Regions from separate parts of the Homo sapiens genome. Here region 2 is linked to region 1. Evidence: read pairs that join two places in POLR2A ChIA-PET (ENCODE). Cell type or tissue: HepG2. All regions are shown on one strand.

Evidence for each region. Peaks named below come from ENCODE experiments on the same cell type or tissue, not always from the same donor. Only the 100,000 strongest peaks of a DNase experiment are listed, where the experiment ranks them.
Region 2: POLR2A ChIA-PET joins it to region 1 with 6 read pairs; 2 of 35 experiments call an interaction of 5 or more read pairs at or near these places.

What each region holds. Positions count from the first base shown.
Region 1 is chr2:8,086,156-8,094,155 of GRCh38, forward strand. All of the region lies in intron 7 of LINC00299 (long intergenic non-protein coding RNA 299), which reads right to left. Among named protein-coding and RNA genes, the nearest start is that of LINC00298, 110 kb to the left of the region's middle. RefSeq lists an enhancer at 320-1,519. In HepG2, no CTCF peak of the experiment used is centred here; a DNase peak (open chromatin) is centred at 4,946.
Region 2 is chr2:8,218,549-8,226,548 of GRCh38, forward strand. All of the region lies in intron 7 of LINC00299 (long intergenic non-protein coding RNA 299), which reads right to left. Among named protein-coding and RNA genes, the nearest start is that of LINC00299, 110 kb to the right of the region's middle. In HepG2, no CTCF peak of the experiment used is centred here; no DNase peak of the experiment used is centred here; H3K27me3 peaks cover 3,486 bases.

The DNA of each region.
Region 1 (8,000 bases):
TCACTCATTTGTGGATGAAAACAGGTTGACTGCATTTCTTTACTGTTGTCAATAATGCTGCAATGAACATGGAAGTGCAGATATCTCTTTGAGATCCTGATTTCAATTCTTTTGGAAATATACCCAGAAGTGAAATCACTGTGTCATATGGTAAAGCTGAACTTTGATGAATGCTGTATTTCACCAAGTAGAGAAAAAAGAAAAGCATGGGGTGCCTGAAGCATAGGATGGTGTCCTAAAGAGACCCTCGGCCTTTGCAGCTTCACATTAGTAAGCCCTGCTGACACTGTGCAATGTCTGGACATCATTGGGATACTACATTTTGAGAGGGAATAGGGGCATGCTGAAACCTTTCAAATGACTCATGTCTCTTAAGTCCTGGAAGTGCTAACCCATTGCTATTGAAAGCACAGAAACTCCATCTGTCCCCAGATATAATAGACACCATGACAACACTCAGGGGGAGTGAAAGCATAAGTGGAAACCGGGGCCAGAAGATCCTGGCTCAGTGAATGGTGAGTCCTTGGATGCTTGGTGTGATTAATGGGTGGGTTGGGATAAGGGTGGGGAGGAGAAGAGGCTGGAGGGGTGAGGAAGAGGCAGCCATGGGGACAGGCCCTAGGAGAGACATGTTGGGCCCATGCCGCAGAGTCCTTGAATGTCATGATAAGATGTCCAGGCCCCTCATCTCAGATGCAGTGGGGAAGCTCTTTGCTTGTCTTCACTGGCACTCCACAAGGCAACCTTCTCCAGTCACTATCAGCCCCAGGGAAGTTCTGCTGACATTACTGGCAAAACCACTCTCCTCTGTCTCTGTCTCTGTCTCTTTCTCTCTCTCTTTCTCTTTTCCCTTTCTCTCTCTCTCTTTCACACACACACACACACACACACACACACACGCACACACAAACACACAATTATTTGATTATTTGTCAGTGAATCTGTAATGGCTCTCTCCATAGACCCTATGTCTAGGTTAAGAAACTGTATCTGACTTAGTTAATTATTTTTCTCACTGTGCATGTAACATATGTAATTTTTAAAAATAAGGAAAAAGAAAACAGCTCTAAAATTACTATGTAAAGTATGATTTTGCTACTTCTTGGTGTACTTGGTGTACAGCTCATGGTGAGTCACAGTGTTGCATGACTCCATGGGCAGGAACCTAAATATCCATGAAGCCACAAACCACAGCTCACCATTCCCTAGGATCTGCTAACTCTTCCCAGCCCACCGGACAGAAGAAATGCCTGGCAATGTGGTGGCAGGTAACAAGCAGACACACGATGCTGAAGACCCAGTCATCAAAGAGCCTTTACTTCCTTCTGCAAAGGCAAGACTCATGGCAGACGTGTCCATGCACACCAAGTTTGAGAGCTGCCATGAGACTCCCTTCTGTTGTGAAAAATACTCATCAGGCTTTTCAGAACTCTCTGTGCACCCCCAGCATAGCAGTCAGGAGAGAGATAGGAAATGTCCTCCGCACTTTGGAGCCCAGCTCTTGCCAAGAAGCGTTACAAAGTCTTCTAGCTGGCTCTGCTCTCCCAGCACAATTATTCAGGCCCTGGAGAAGAATAGAAATGATGCTTCTGCTGCCACTCCCTTCCCACCAGAGGGTGGTCAGCTCTGAAAGCTCCCCAGGCTGAGTAGGATGACCAGAGGAGAATCTGCCTAGGTCAACTCTGCCCAGGCTCCTGATGCCCATGCTCCAGCCAACACCTTCCAAGTGGACTGGCTCTGCCACCCAGCTGCTTGTGTTTCTTCCTATATGTTAAGTCTGAGCATCTAACTCATCTCTAGGAAGGGAAAATTAGAGCTTTTACTATATTCTCTATTCAGACTGTCTAAAACAGATGGGTCTGGTGTGCTGCTGAGGAGGTGGTCCACCTGATGTGACCTGGAGGTGGGGTGGAGGGAAGTAGCATCACACTGAGATTCATGAAGACACCAAAAAGCAGAGTCGGTGGGGTAGGGAGTGAGCAGAGCTAAGAACTGAGTCCCCAGGGAAAAGCTTAGTCCAATTCACCCAAGAAGAGGATCTTAATGAGTTGCTAATGTCAAGGGATTGGAGACAGATATCAAGACAGAGCACTAAACTAGGGGTGTTTTCAACAAAAATATGATCCGCAGCAGAGGGATATGGGTTTCACCGGGTTCCCTGGCCAACAACCTCCATGCAGCTTATAGGGTGGCAACCTACAGTGTCCCCTTATATTGTCACAGCTTTGGGGTGAGAATCCAGGCCTTCCTTTACAACATGTTTAGCTTCCCTGAGAAAGCAAGAAATAAAAATCAGACAAAAAAGAGGCCGGTTTCTCCAGGTGATAATCAAACCATTAGTTTTCAGTCTAGAAACACCTCAGATGAAGATGCAATATGGGCAACGCTCAGGGATGGGTTGCTCCAATCACAGATGTAGCTCCAGATGGAGATTTTGTGGATCATGGGCCCCCAGCAAGGGGAGGCTGTCAGCATGGCCAGGTTCAGGCCTGATATGAACAAGAGTCCACTGGCCCAGACTTTGATCCATAGAGTTTTTCAGTTATCAGGTCCTAGCATTCCAGAGGGAAGGAGGCAGGTGTCCCCAGCACCTAAACTCTTGAAAGCCAGAAACTCTTCAAGCACCATCCAGTAATACCATAAACATGTGTACAGAGTGAAGGATGAGGTGGGAGAGCTTTTCAGTGGTAATCATGACACACAAAACAGACTAATTATGATAATCTCATCCAAAATCCAAACTCCTAAACCAGCAAAATGATTTGGGAAGACATGCAGAATCTCAGAGCCCACTGCCTGGTTTAACATTTGGTTTCAACACTGTATGCCCATGAGACTTTGGGTTTATAACCCATACTTCTCTGCCAAACTCAGCTCAAGTCCTGTCTCTTCAGAAAACCACCCCTTATTGCTCCTAGCTGCTTTTCTGATCCCCTGCTCTTTTAAAGTCCTAATGCCCTTGAGGCGTATCTTACAATTCAGTACTTGGTGAATTCTGTCTCAGGCTGTTGTAATTGTTCTAGAGGAGAAAGCCCTGTTACAAAAGGTTTGCCAACTGTAAAAGAGTAACTTTCTCTCTTCCTCAGCAATGAGAACAGTTCAAAATATACTGTAGATTGTCAAGAAGGCCTGTGGGTTGGCTGAACCACGTAGATGTAGACCTCTTTTACACTATAGCCAGAGCAATTGTAATTCCATCGTACTAAACCACTCTCAAGGCTGAAGTTACATGTAATAAAAGGACCTGTTCTGGCTCCAAAACAGAGCTAAGCACCTCGTCCTTCTATGACCTGATGTTGTGAATGGCCTCACCGTCTGTCCTCTAACACAAATCAGAAATCCAGATTTGATCATTATCTTTGATTCTTCCTTCCTTCTTCCTCAGCCCCTAAAACCAGTTGGCCCCCAAGCCTTATCAATTCTTACCTGTTCACATCTCTCAGATGGTGTTATGCCTCTCCATCACTCCTGTGACTGAAGTCACACCCTCATCATTCCAACCAGCTTTTGTGCACAACCTCATCATGCCTGTTCGTCTACTTCCACACTGAATGATTCATCCGCCAAATCTCCAATCCATCATGCCTCTTAAAACGGTTTAAAGTCGTGTAGTTGCTTCCCACTGCTTCCAAGATTTGTTTATCTACTTATCACCGTGTTCAAGGTCTTTCATCACGAGCTCCTAGAGACACTTCTTATCTCAGTACCCTTTGGCTGAGTCACATTAACCAATTTGTAATTCCCTGAGGTCCATGCATTTTATGCAACAGTTCTTGCTCTGCAATAATCTACCATCTCTTCGTCCACTTCTTAAGGCTCTGTCTGTCCTTCAAGTCACCACTCAAGCATTTTCTCTTTGTGAAGGCATTCCCAGAGTAGGATAGGAATCTGCATTCAAGTAATTCTCTACTAACATTAAAGCACTTATTACCTCGTGTTGTCATTATGAATCTTATTGACCACCTTGGCCATTATTAAACTACACACTTGCCCCTTTTAGATCAGAAATGGTATCTCATTCATCTGTGAATCCTCAGAGCTTAACCCAGTGCCTGGCTCAATAAATGATTATCAAGTGCATGGATGAATAGAGAAAGAAAAGAATGAATACAAGAATGGATGAAAAAGTGACTGAGCAAAGGAATGAGTAAGTGAAAAATGAGTGACAGCGCAGCACAACCCTTTAACCAGCTCTGCAGTTGGTTATCCATTGCATGTAAATGCCGCAACCGTGGGCTTCTTCTCATTGCCTGAGTTACCCCTGGGCAGCTTCATCTACTTCTTTGCATTAATGGCCTCTTGTAGGTTCTCCCCTCTAATAATCTCTATTTCCAGAAAATGGGCCCATGAGTTTCAGACTCGAACATGCACTTTAGTTGTACATCCCCATGTGGATGTTCCACAGACACTTCAAATTCAGAATGTTCCAAATTCATGATCTTTCTTCTATAACTCTGTTATTCGTGTTTCCTTTCTCAATGAAAAGCATCATTTCTGTAAGTGCAATCCTTATTTCTCCAAATTTCAAACATCCACATTCTATCAAGCCCTAGTATGTCTACCTTATAAATATCTCATACCACACCGGGCTCCCTCCAAACCCGCTGGCATTACTCTAGCCCAGGAAAGAACCCTGGCCCTCCTGGATGATTCCCACTGTCTCCTGGTCTCACTGCTTGCATTTTGTCCTGCTCAAATCTACTTTCCACCCACCAGCCAGGCTGCCATTTCACAATGAGCTCACCCCAGTGATTAAAACCCTCCAGTTGTTTTCCAGTGTCCTCTGGCTAAAGGCCAAACTCTTTTAAAAAGTTTACTGTGCCCTTCCTGATCCCTCACCACTCAGCCTTGAACCTGGTAACTCACTGCCTTCTGTCTACCATAATCTCCAATTGTGTTAAAGCACTTTCAGCTCTTCAAAGACAGGCTGTCCTCTGGGGCTCCAGGCTGACTCACATATGGCTCTTTCATTGTGAAACACCCTCCCTCATTCTGGCTACACAGCCTGCATGACTCCTGGCTCAGCTGATCTGTCACCTCCTATAAGAAGCCTCCCCTGCCCACTGGGTTGGGGCCCCTCCCATGTCCTTCTGTGAGAGCCTGCACTTCCTGTTTCATAGGAATCATAGGACTTACCACGTGATTATAGCTTTCGGTAATATGTCTTCTCTACACTCTGAGAACCATAACTAAACCATTAGATGACGGATCAGGATAGTGTGTGTGTTTGGAACTGTTGATCATTGAGCAATATCCATGTGAGCCTTTTCCTTTGATGCAGGTGACTGATAAATTTTCAGTCTCACAGTAAGTGCTCTGTGAGACACAGAGTCAAGGTGATTCTCTCGTACCTTGAGACCCATCTGTGCTTCTTTCTCCTGTCTCTGAGCCCCTCCTGTATGAAAATGATAGGGAGGCACTTGGAGCTCCAGGAGATTAGATACTTGATCAATCCCATGTGTGATTGGATTTCCAGCATCTAGTAAGGAAAGCTCTAAAAGAATATGTATAGTATATTGAATGAATATTGAACATTTGAACATTTGACTAATGAACAGACACTCACCAAGGACCTGTAACATTTTAGAAATGGTGTCAGGATCCTAGAGGAATACAAAGATATTCCCCACCCATGAGAAGGGCAGGATCTGATTGAGAAGACACAGAAACACATAAAAAGAATATTACTACAGTGCAGAACATTGTCCCAGAGAATCTGTGAGAAAGACTTGGTTGGTGCTTGAAAATTCAAAAAGAAAAAAAAAAGTGGCCAGGCTCAGTGGCTTATGCTTGTAATTCTAGCATTTTGGGAGGCTGAGGTGCATAGATAGCTTGAGCCCAGGAGCTCAAGACCAGCCTGGGCAAAATGACAAAAACCTGTCTCTACCAAAAGTGGTGCACACCTGTAGTCCTAGCTGCCCAGGAAGCAGAGGTTGCAGTGAGCCGAGATCATGCCACTTGCACACTAGCCTGTGCAACAGAGCCCTGTCTCAAAAGAATGAAAGAAAGAAAGAAAGAAAGAAAGAAAGAAAGAAAGAAAGAAAGAAAGAAAGAAAGAAAGAAAAGAAAAGAAAAGAAAAGGGAAGAAAAGAAAAGAAAAGGATAAATGCTCCAAGACATGACAGTTAGCAGAGTGAAAAGAAATCAGTTTGCACTGAAATATATTCTAGGATTAGGAAGCCACGCTTTGGAAACAGCAAGACAAGGCAGGAATAAGTGTCACGCATTTGGGGGCTCTACAGAGAAGGAAAAAAGAAAAAATAGACATTTTGAATAATGTCTATGTGCACATTACAATTTCATGTGAATTACTCACATTGTTTAATTTAATGCACTAGATTAAAAAGAAATGTTACATATTCTAAAAATTGCCCTGTTTTGACAAATAAGGAAAATGAAGCTCTGAGAAGTTCAGTAAATTTCACAGGAGCCTGCAAAAGTTTCAGGACTAGGATTTCAACCCCAACTCCTTTGACTCCAAGATTATTCCTTTCTTCTAGCCTGGCAGGTGAAAGCCTAGACTGGCAAATATTTTGTATGGGATGACGGTGGGAGTTAATGTTGAATCACAGCTGGAGAGCCCATATATTTCCAGTTCTCTGTTATGGCCATTTTCCCCTATCTGATTCCTATTTCCACTTTAATGGGTTGAGAACAATATCTGAGTCCTCTGAATAGTCACAATTTTTTTTTTTTTTTTTGAGATGGAGTCTCGTTCTGTCTCCCAGGCTGTAGTGCAGTGGCGTGACCTCAGCTCACTGCAACCTCCGCCTCCTGGGATCAAGCAATTCTCCTGCCTCAGCCTCCCGAGTAGCTGGGATCATAGGTGTGTGCCACCACACCAAGCTAATTTTTTATTTCTATTTTTAGTAGAGAGGGGGTTCCACCATGTTGCCCAGGCTGGTCTTGAACTTCTAACCTCAGGTGATCCACCAGTCTCGGCCTCCCAAAGTGCTGGTATTACAGGCATGAGCCACCGTGCCCAGCCTTGGATAGTCACAGGTAGACCATTTTTCATACCATGGACCAAGGAGCAAATCTTTTGGATTGTTCTCTGTTGAATTTCCAGGGATTTGTCTATATGAATTGATTCCCGGGTAGCGCATATGAATTATTAAGCAGTCGTATAATATTTGACTTTCTCTCTTGTTTTACAGGCAATCTGTGAGAATGACTGGGTTAATGCTTAAAAAGTCAAAAGAAAAGCAAAAAGTCTACACAGTAGTCTTTTTATTTATTGCTGGTGCCCCTCACTGTCTTTGGGAAGCTCACCATATCATGCCCAATGGATAAGGGATTTGCTGAGCCCTCAAAACCATGTGCTCATAGAACCTGTCTTAAGATTTGCTTCAACTATGAAAATGCTTTCACCTTTATCCTAATATAAGATGCTATTTTTCCCCTTAGAATGTGTAACTATGGTTTTCATAGAATAAATCATGCCAATAAATACTTTCACATATTGCTGGTAGGAGTATAAATGGATTCAACCATTTTGGAAGGCAAATTGGAAATATGTATCAAGAACTTTAAAAATGTCACTTTGGTACAATAATAACATTTCTTTGACTCTATCCTGAGAAAATTACCCAAGAGAGATAGAGAGATAAAAACTTCATATCAAAGATACTCATCATGGATTATTTGTAAGAAACATTATAAATGATGAACGAAAGGTTACCTCCACATAGTAATTTTTATTTTGATGTTTCTATAACGACATGAAACTGGTAACTTTTGGTGGTAAGTGACAAAAGGAGGACATAAAATTGTAGGTAGAGTATGAAAACTGTGAAAATTAGTATGCACTGAGGAAGATTTAATTAAACTACATCAAAATGTAGAAATGTTAGGGTAGTATAATAAATAATATATTGTTTTCTACATTTCTTACATGAAAAAATGTTAAGCAATGATCATGTTTGCTTTTATAATCAGAAAAAAATTATTTAAAGAGCTTTTTCTTGTTGATATTACAGACAAAAGAGAACAGTAGAAAT
Region 2 (8,000 bases), 130 kb after region 1:
AAAAAAAAAAAAATTCAACACAACGATTCTATACAACACACATTCTCTGTCCTTCTCATTTAGTGCTTGTCATTTACTCTCTTGACTTGCTAACCACCCTTCCTGAGTGTGTGTCCTTCCCATGAGAATAAGATCTAGCTTTTCTATCTGTGCTTCTGTATGCACCAAAATTACATGTGCATTGATCTTCTACATTAAATCTAAATGTGGATGAACACAAAGAACAAAATAATAAGTAGCACGGCTTCAGGGAAAGAGCACAGGCTTTGGAATCTGAAGACATGCAACAACTCACTGTATTTGCTACTCTGTGTGAAATTCAGATTCCTCATCTTTAAAATGGGATAATCATCCATATCTTGCAGGATTGTCGAGATTATTAGAGGTCACGAGTGTGTCACATGAAATGGTAGCTGTGACTATTACACTATTTTCCTCACTAGAAATAAAGCTTCTTTTCCTCAGGTAAAACTTTGCATCACGTATACAGCACAACTGTTTTTTTAATTTTTTTAAGTTTCTTGTTTATTATATAATAATTATTAAAACATTAAATAAAGACTTCATAAAATCCCTCTTCATCAGGATGCTGTGGGATGTGGTTACAGAAAGAAGTCTCCACCCTCTCGGAAGTTAGACTCTAATTGCAGAACCCAGACTAGCACATTACAGAAGCCCAAAAGCCAACGGTACCAACCTCTGCACCTTGCCCGATAACTGCTGGTCTCTTGAGTCGAATAAAGATAAGGACGGGAGGGTGTGGTGAGTGGTGGCAACTAGGAGAATGTGGGGTTTATTCTGTGGACTCCATCATCCAGGGCCCTAGATGACCTGGGTTTGTGAGCTGTGTGGGTGGACCGAGTCCGTAAATGAAGGAGAGAATGAAGGCAGGTGCTCAGTGGGCCCCAAGGGGCACGCAGGTGGTCCTTGAACAGCAATAGCAGGAGTATCGTTTTCAAGAAAGAAGGGTTTTAGATTTTGTAATGGGTATTTTGCCTGTTTGTCTGTTTGTTTGTTTATTTTTCCTGGGGCTAGTGGTGGGGATTATTTTACTTATTTCAGCCCCAAGAACCACACGGGGGACTCTTCCCGGTCAGCTCAGCTTGTTCAAAAAACTGTCTCCCAGGAAGGAAGTTGCCCATGAGCCTATTCCATGTCCCTCCTCCTGGCACGGAATGCTGGCAGCAACCATGACGAGGCCCTGAGCTGGTGTTGTGAACTCTAGGGATGAGTAATGGTGCCATCAAGGTGGGATTGCCCTGGCACTGTGCCTTGCCCAGCACAGGACCAGGAGGCCGGAAACCCGGTTCTGGTTCCAGCCCTGCCATCCACCACCATACCCAAGCTCCAGAACTGCCCTGGACCGGGCCATTTCTAACCCTCACAGAAGGCCCACACCACTCTTTGGAACATATGTGACGTGATGCCCACACACTTGGGTCTGAAATAAGGGAAGAAACGGCAACCACAGCTCTGATGTCTGCCTTCTCCCGTTAGCCTCTGGGGGAATCCCGACATCTCAGAGCAGGAAGGTCCTTTAGAGGCTCTGCAGATGAGGAGCTGCACCCGCTGGCCGGCCGCTCTGTGCCCAGTGGACAGGACAGTGGGCAGAGGAGGCGCCGTGCCAGGAGGCACAGCCGCTCCAGCAGGCTCCCGTGAAGTCATCGATGTTATATTTAACCTCATCACAGTTGGGCCAGCAGCCGGTGCACCAGACATAACTGGCTCCAGGACGTTCCCCACATAACTGAGCACAGTTCACAGGCTGGTTTAGGTCACCGTCTGGAGGCGCCAGAAAGAAGGCATCCTGGCACTGCAGAAACAGACAGCAGCCCATCCGTGTAGGAATAGATCCATTTAGGGAGCTGTGGCCGGGCACTGTACACCCAAGAATTCCATGAAGTAAAAAAAACTAAGGCTACAAAAAGAAGTTTCTCACAGTCTTCTTGTTAATAAGCAAAAGAACCCAAATGTGCACTCGGTTCTGTCACACTAATGCCAAGGGGCGATTTGCTTTGCTGTGTTTCATTCATTCACCCCAACTGTTTCATGGGCTGCTGTTGCCCTTAAATCCATTTTGGGATTCAGTACCCATAAGCTGCCAGAATTACAGTTCCTTCAAGGTGCTGTTTATACCCAGTCTACCTAAACAGGTTCTGTTCAGCTGAGCTTGTTTGGCCCGTGTGCCCTGACTATCTAATTGGCATTTGCCACATCAGAAGTGTGGGAAGTGCTCAGTGGAGGTGAGTGCAGAGCAGTGGCATTTATTTATCCCAACTTGGAGGTGCAGAGAAGAGCTCCTGGCTACAGAGGATGGACCAGGCTTTGGGATTAAGATTGAAACAGAGAGCAGGCATGGTGGCTTACGCTTTGGGAGGCCAAGGTGGGAGGATCGCTCAAGGCCAGGAGTTTGAGACCAGCCTGGGCAACATAAAAAGACCCTGTCTGTACCCCCCCCCCAAGAAAAGTTGCCAAGTTTACTGCTACACACCTGAGGTTGCAGCTACTCTAGAGGCTGAGACAGGAGGATTCCTTAAGCCCATGGAAGTCAAGGCTGCAATGAGCTATGATCATGTCACTGCACTCCAGCCTGGAAGAGAGCAAGACCCTGTCTCTAAAAACAAAATAAAACTAAAATTAAAAAAAAAACAAAAACAAAAAAAACAAACAAAAAAAATTGAAACAGAATGAGCAGGAGAGAGGGACTTTGGGCAGAGAGGAGAGCATGACTGGAGGGGGCTGGAGGGGCGAAGGGCCTGTAGTACTGCCATGCTGCTCAACCTCTTTGCAGTTCAACAGGAGAGCCCAGGCCCCAAGCCCTTCACCCCATGAACCAACCCAAGAAGAGCAAGCAAGTCAGGGCCCCATGGGGTCCCTTGCCCTCTGTGCACAGCCCACACTGTGCCCCTCCTGGACTCTCACCTTCTGGTCTCTCCTCCATTGCTGTTCAGATTCTGCTATTCATCAAAGACCAATTCCTGCGCTGCCTCTTCCCTGAGAAGCTCCCAGCTTCCCAGCAGTTGGAATCCATTTCCCACTGCGCTATGCGGGCCCTTTTAGCTCCCTGAGGGAAAAGGCACCTGGCTCAGCACTGTGGCTCCAGAAGCACCTTCCCACCTGGTCCCTGAGGCACAACAGATAATGCAGGAAAGTCCGCAGGAGTACCTGAACTAAACTCCAGGGCCGATGGAAGCAGCCAGTGACCGATGTGCAGGAAGGACAGGTTAGAATGTTTCACTGAGACATGAGGATTTGGCCTCATAGGAGAGGAGAGTGTGTCTAACAAAGCCTAGTGCCAAGTGGGAGGCAATATGGGGCAATGTGAGTGGCAATGTCCTTGGGAGTAGGACAGACCTGAGTGACTGCATCGTCCACCCCTATCTAGCTACAGAGGATTCTGGGAGGGCTAAATGGATAGTGTGTAAGAAAGGCATTCAGTACATTCTAAAGCACTCTGTAAATGTGAGCTAAAAGCCTGACAAACGTGAGCTGTAGAATCACTATTTCTCCTTTCCGTGTGGCTTCAGGTCATTGAGGTCTGAAGCTACAGATGGTTTTCTGAATCTGCACTCAGAGTTGGCTCATTAGAGGCCAAACAATGACTTAAGGGCTGGCCCTTCATGGGGGCAGTGGAAGGAGCTGGCCCTGGCAGGTAGTGCCCAGGGCTGCCTGGAGCCTCGTCCACGCGCCCTGTGCCTCCATCTCCCCGTCTCTCGTGAAGGCCTGGCCTGAGAGTTCACGGACCATCTCCAGATTACCAATCCCCTGTTCTACAACCTCCAGGATGAGAATCCCAGGGTCTCAGGGCTGCCACAAATACACAGGCCAGTGACACTGATGGCTTCTTTCTTTTCTCACTGCTCCTCTAGTTTCACAAGTTCTGTCCAACTGTCCCAAGAACAATGATTACCGACCATGTTTGTTTGTCCTGGCTGCCATAACAAAATACCACAAATGGGTGGCTTCAACAATAGAAATTTATTTTGCCACCATTCTGAAGGCTGGAAGTCCCTGATCAGGTTTGGTTTCTGGTGAGGTCTGACACCTTGTCTTATAGACAGCCACCTTCTCCCTGTGGCCCCACATGGCCTTTCCCCTGTGCATGCATGGAAAGAGAACCCCGGCGTCTCTTCTTCTTATGAGAACACCAGTCCTGGAGGATGAAGGTCCTACCCCTAACTCTTCATTTAACCTTTATTACCTCCTACAGGCCCTATCTCCAAACACAGCCATGTTGGGGGCTGGGACTTCAATGTATAAATTGCAAGGGACGCATCTAGGTCCACAGTAGTGACCAGACGCCAGCTCTCGTTTCCTCCATGCACAGCCATCAAAGCACACCAATGAGTCCTTCTTTCCTACCCTAGTGCACAATTCCACGTAGCAATGACCGTGGCTAGGCCCCTTTCTACAAATGCTGCAAAAGAAATCCAGGTGCGCTTCAGCAGTCTTTTCAGAAGACAGGAGTTGTGAGCTCAGGCTCCCTGCACAGGGTTTAAATAAAAAAGTACTAAATCAAGATGGGTGTTATCAAACAAACTCCATGTTCTCACCAGGAAACCTCCCTGGTGGGGAATTGAATAGAGGAAACTGCTTGTGTTCAAGCTGAGCCTCTGAATCACAGGGCCGTTATCACACCCACTAAAATCCCTATTGTGCTTTGGACAAGAATCGGGGACATGCACAGCAGGGGCCTGGAAGGATTCCACTGGGATACTTTACCAGGCCCCAAGGGCCTCCCTGTCCGCCTCCCTTTGAAACACTATTAGGAGACTGGGGCATTTCCAAATGTGACCGACCCATGTTTTCAATCATGTTAATCACATTAAATCCACAAACACAAACTCCACCTCCCTCTGTGTGCCAGGCTCTGAGCTAGACTCTGGGGAGCCCTCGAAAAGCCCTGAAGGCTTCTTGGAGGGAGAAGAAACTCACCAGAGCTGAGACTTTTTAAAGCATCAAACCACATGAGCGTTGTGTCAAAGGGGACTTCCAACTAAGAAAAGCTGATATGAAGGGAAGACCAGAGGGAGGGACCAGCAGGGACGGCACCAGAAGGATGATGGAGCTGAACCCACAATGAGGGAAACTGCACAGCGAGAGGGAAGAAAATGCCCCAAAACAGACCTGGCAGCCACATCCTCAGCAGGCTGGAAGAGACAGAACTGTGAAAAGTGTGTTCGTCCCACTGGTGGCAATTTGACCTCCTTCACGTGTTGCCAGCACCTTGGAGCCTGAGGAGCTGAGAAAATTGCCCATTTTCTGATCTCAACGCACACGTAAGGTTTGGTAGGTACTGCGGCAGCCTGGGTGGGGGTGGGAAACACAGCCGGCGCAGGCGCAGTGAGCATCCGCCCTGGGACCTGGCACCCGCCACGTTCCGTTCTCTGGGCCTCAGTTTCTTCACTTGTGAGATGGGGAATGATACCAGCAGTCCCTCCTACTTGCTGGGGTCCTTGCAAGAATCAGATGAGAAAATGGATGTAACAGAGGGGTAGGACCTCAGGTGCTCTGTGGCAACAGGGCTGGCACCACTCAGCACAGAAACAGCAGCGGAAGAAACAGAGCAGCAACGTGCACCTGTCCATCAAAGCCCCAGCTCTGCAGCCGGAGAGACCCCCTGCATTCTTACCTCAGCTCACCCAGCTACTGGCTTGGAGAGGTCACTTTACCTCGCTAGACCTGTTTCCTCACTCATTAAAAAGAGACGACTCCCTACACTTCTAGGATTAAATGAGGCAATGCTTATAAAGCCCCTAGAACAGCTTCATAGAGGGTCATTTGTTCCGTTAACAGGAGCTATTGTTATTAGTACAGTGGTTTTCATTATTATTGAGAGGGATCAGTTATTTATAACCCTCAGAAGCCCAGGCGCACATTCAAAGGGAGAAACCCAGGGAGTGCGGGCTCGAGCTCGGGATTCCAGAGCTGCTCGCTCCTCCCTCCTCTGCTTCTTGCTTTGCTGGACACCCGGGTCTCCTTGGTCTTCCAGATCTTCCCCGTGTTATTCCCTCAGACTGGAAACTGCTCCCCTCTGTGGGGCGTGGCCAATTTCTGCTCGTTTTTCGGAGGTGTCACTGTGTGACACCTGTGTGAGTGTCTAAACCCCGCCATCCCTGCTACGCCTGCCTTCAGTTCTCTGTTCCCTCTCCGGATGGTAAGCTCTGTGAGGGCAGGTGTATTAGTTCCCCAGAAAAGCAGGGCAAATAGGATGGGAGGGAGAGAGAGGGGAAAGAAAAGAGAGAGAGAGAGAGGTTTTAAGGAATTGGCTCATGTGATTTGGAGGCTGGTAGGATCTGCAAGACAGGCCCAGGGAAGTGCTGACGTCACACCTTGAGTCTAAAGGCCTTCTGGGGGCAGAATTCCCCCTTCCTCTGAAGACCTCAAGGTTTTTTTTTTTCTTTTAAAGTCTTCAACTGATTGGATGAGGCCCACCCACACTGCGGAGGGTCATCTGTTTTCCTCAAAGTCTACTGATCTAAATGTTAATCTTATCTAAAAATACCTTCACAGCAGCATCTGGACTGGTATTTGGCCAAGCATCTGGGTGAGATGGCCCAGTCATGCTGACACGTGAAATTAACCCTTGCAGCAGGGGCTGGCCCTCCCTTCTTAACCTCTGTGGCTATCACTGAGCAGAGGACCTGACATTAGCAGGTGCTCAATAAATATTTGTCAAATAAATGAACAGATGGATGGATTAGTGGTTCTATATAATCACTTAGAGAGAAACTATCATATGTCAGAGATAATCTGTTTTAAAAATCCACTTTTAACTGGTTTGGCACAAAACAAATGGACTTTTGGAATAAAGCATGTGTTCTATTTCGAGTCTTCCTCTTTGGACCCCAGAGGTCGACAGCATCCACAGTCCAGGCCAGCTGCCCCTCCCAGGCCTGGCTCACACCACGTTGCAGAGAACACCATTCTCTGGAGGCCAGGATAGGAAAGGGCAGGAGACACTCCACTCCTGCCAAGAAACTAGCCCCTGCTCTTCTGCCTCAGGAAACAGCCAAGGCTAAGAGGAAGCCCCTGCAGGTGTCTGTTCCAGGGGCTTCTGTGTTTATTAGTATTCCCATGAACTGGGAAAAACAACGGTGCAAAGCGAGCTACCCAGTGTGTTACAGGTTGTTTGGAAAACACGCTTGTAAATGTCTGGTTAGATAATTTATATGAATGTGCCTCAGATACAAAATGACCCTGGGCCGGGCTGGTGTGGCTTATTTGCAGTTAGCCTCCTTTCCTCTTGTCGCATCTTAAACATTATGCGGGGTGAGGCTTGGGATCACAGAAGCTTATCTTCTAGGGAATGAGATGTTTGCTCCAAGATAGAATTCAGATGAGAGAACTGCAAAATTGATGAATTGGAAGGAACACGGAGATCATCTGAACACCAGCAGATGAAGCAGAGGCCCAGGAAGGCCAAGTGCTGGGCTCAAAGCCACAGGGCAAAGTCATCCCAGAGCCAGAACCAGGGTCCAGTTCTCCTCGCCCTGTTGCTCAGGAAAGTTACAGCCTGGGTGGACTCATGAAAGTAACCGGTTAGACTATAATTCGCAAAGATAGAAAAATGCCTTCTGGTCTAAAATTCAAGTCACAGTTTAGACCAGAGATAAAGTCCATGATTTTTCCCTTGCTAAAACCAGTATTTATGGCATTTGAGTGAGCAGTAAATTACTAGTTGCAAGCAAAAAATGTGCTTTCTACATGTTCACAAACATATCATCACCTCCAATACTGCATCACTATAATACAGTATATGGCAAATTAGCCTGTTATATTTGGGGTAATTTAATCAACTGTCTAATATATACTCTACCAACCCATGTATGTGACTCATAATTACAGTGTATTGACTCAAATAACTTCATATTAATGGGCCAACAAACCACTTTAAAATGAATATCAGCCTTACCTCATATATACATGTTGATTTTATAAATGCGCGACTGTAGGATGAGATCTAAATGTGCAAAAATACATTTACCTACCAGAAAATT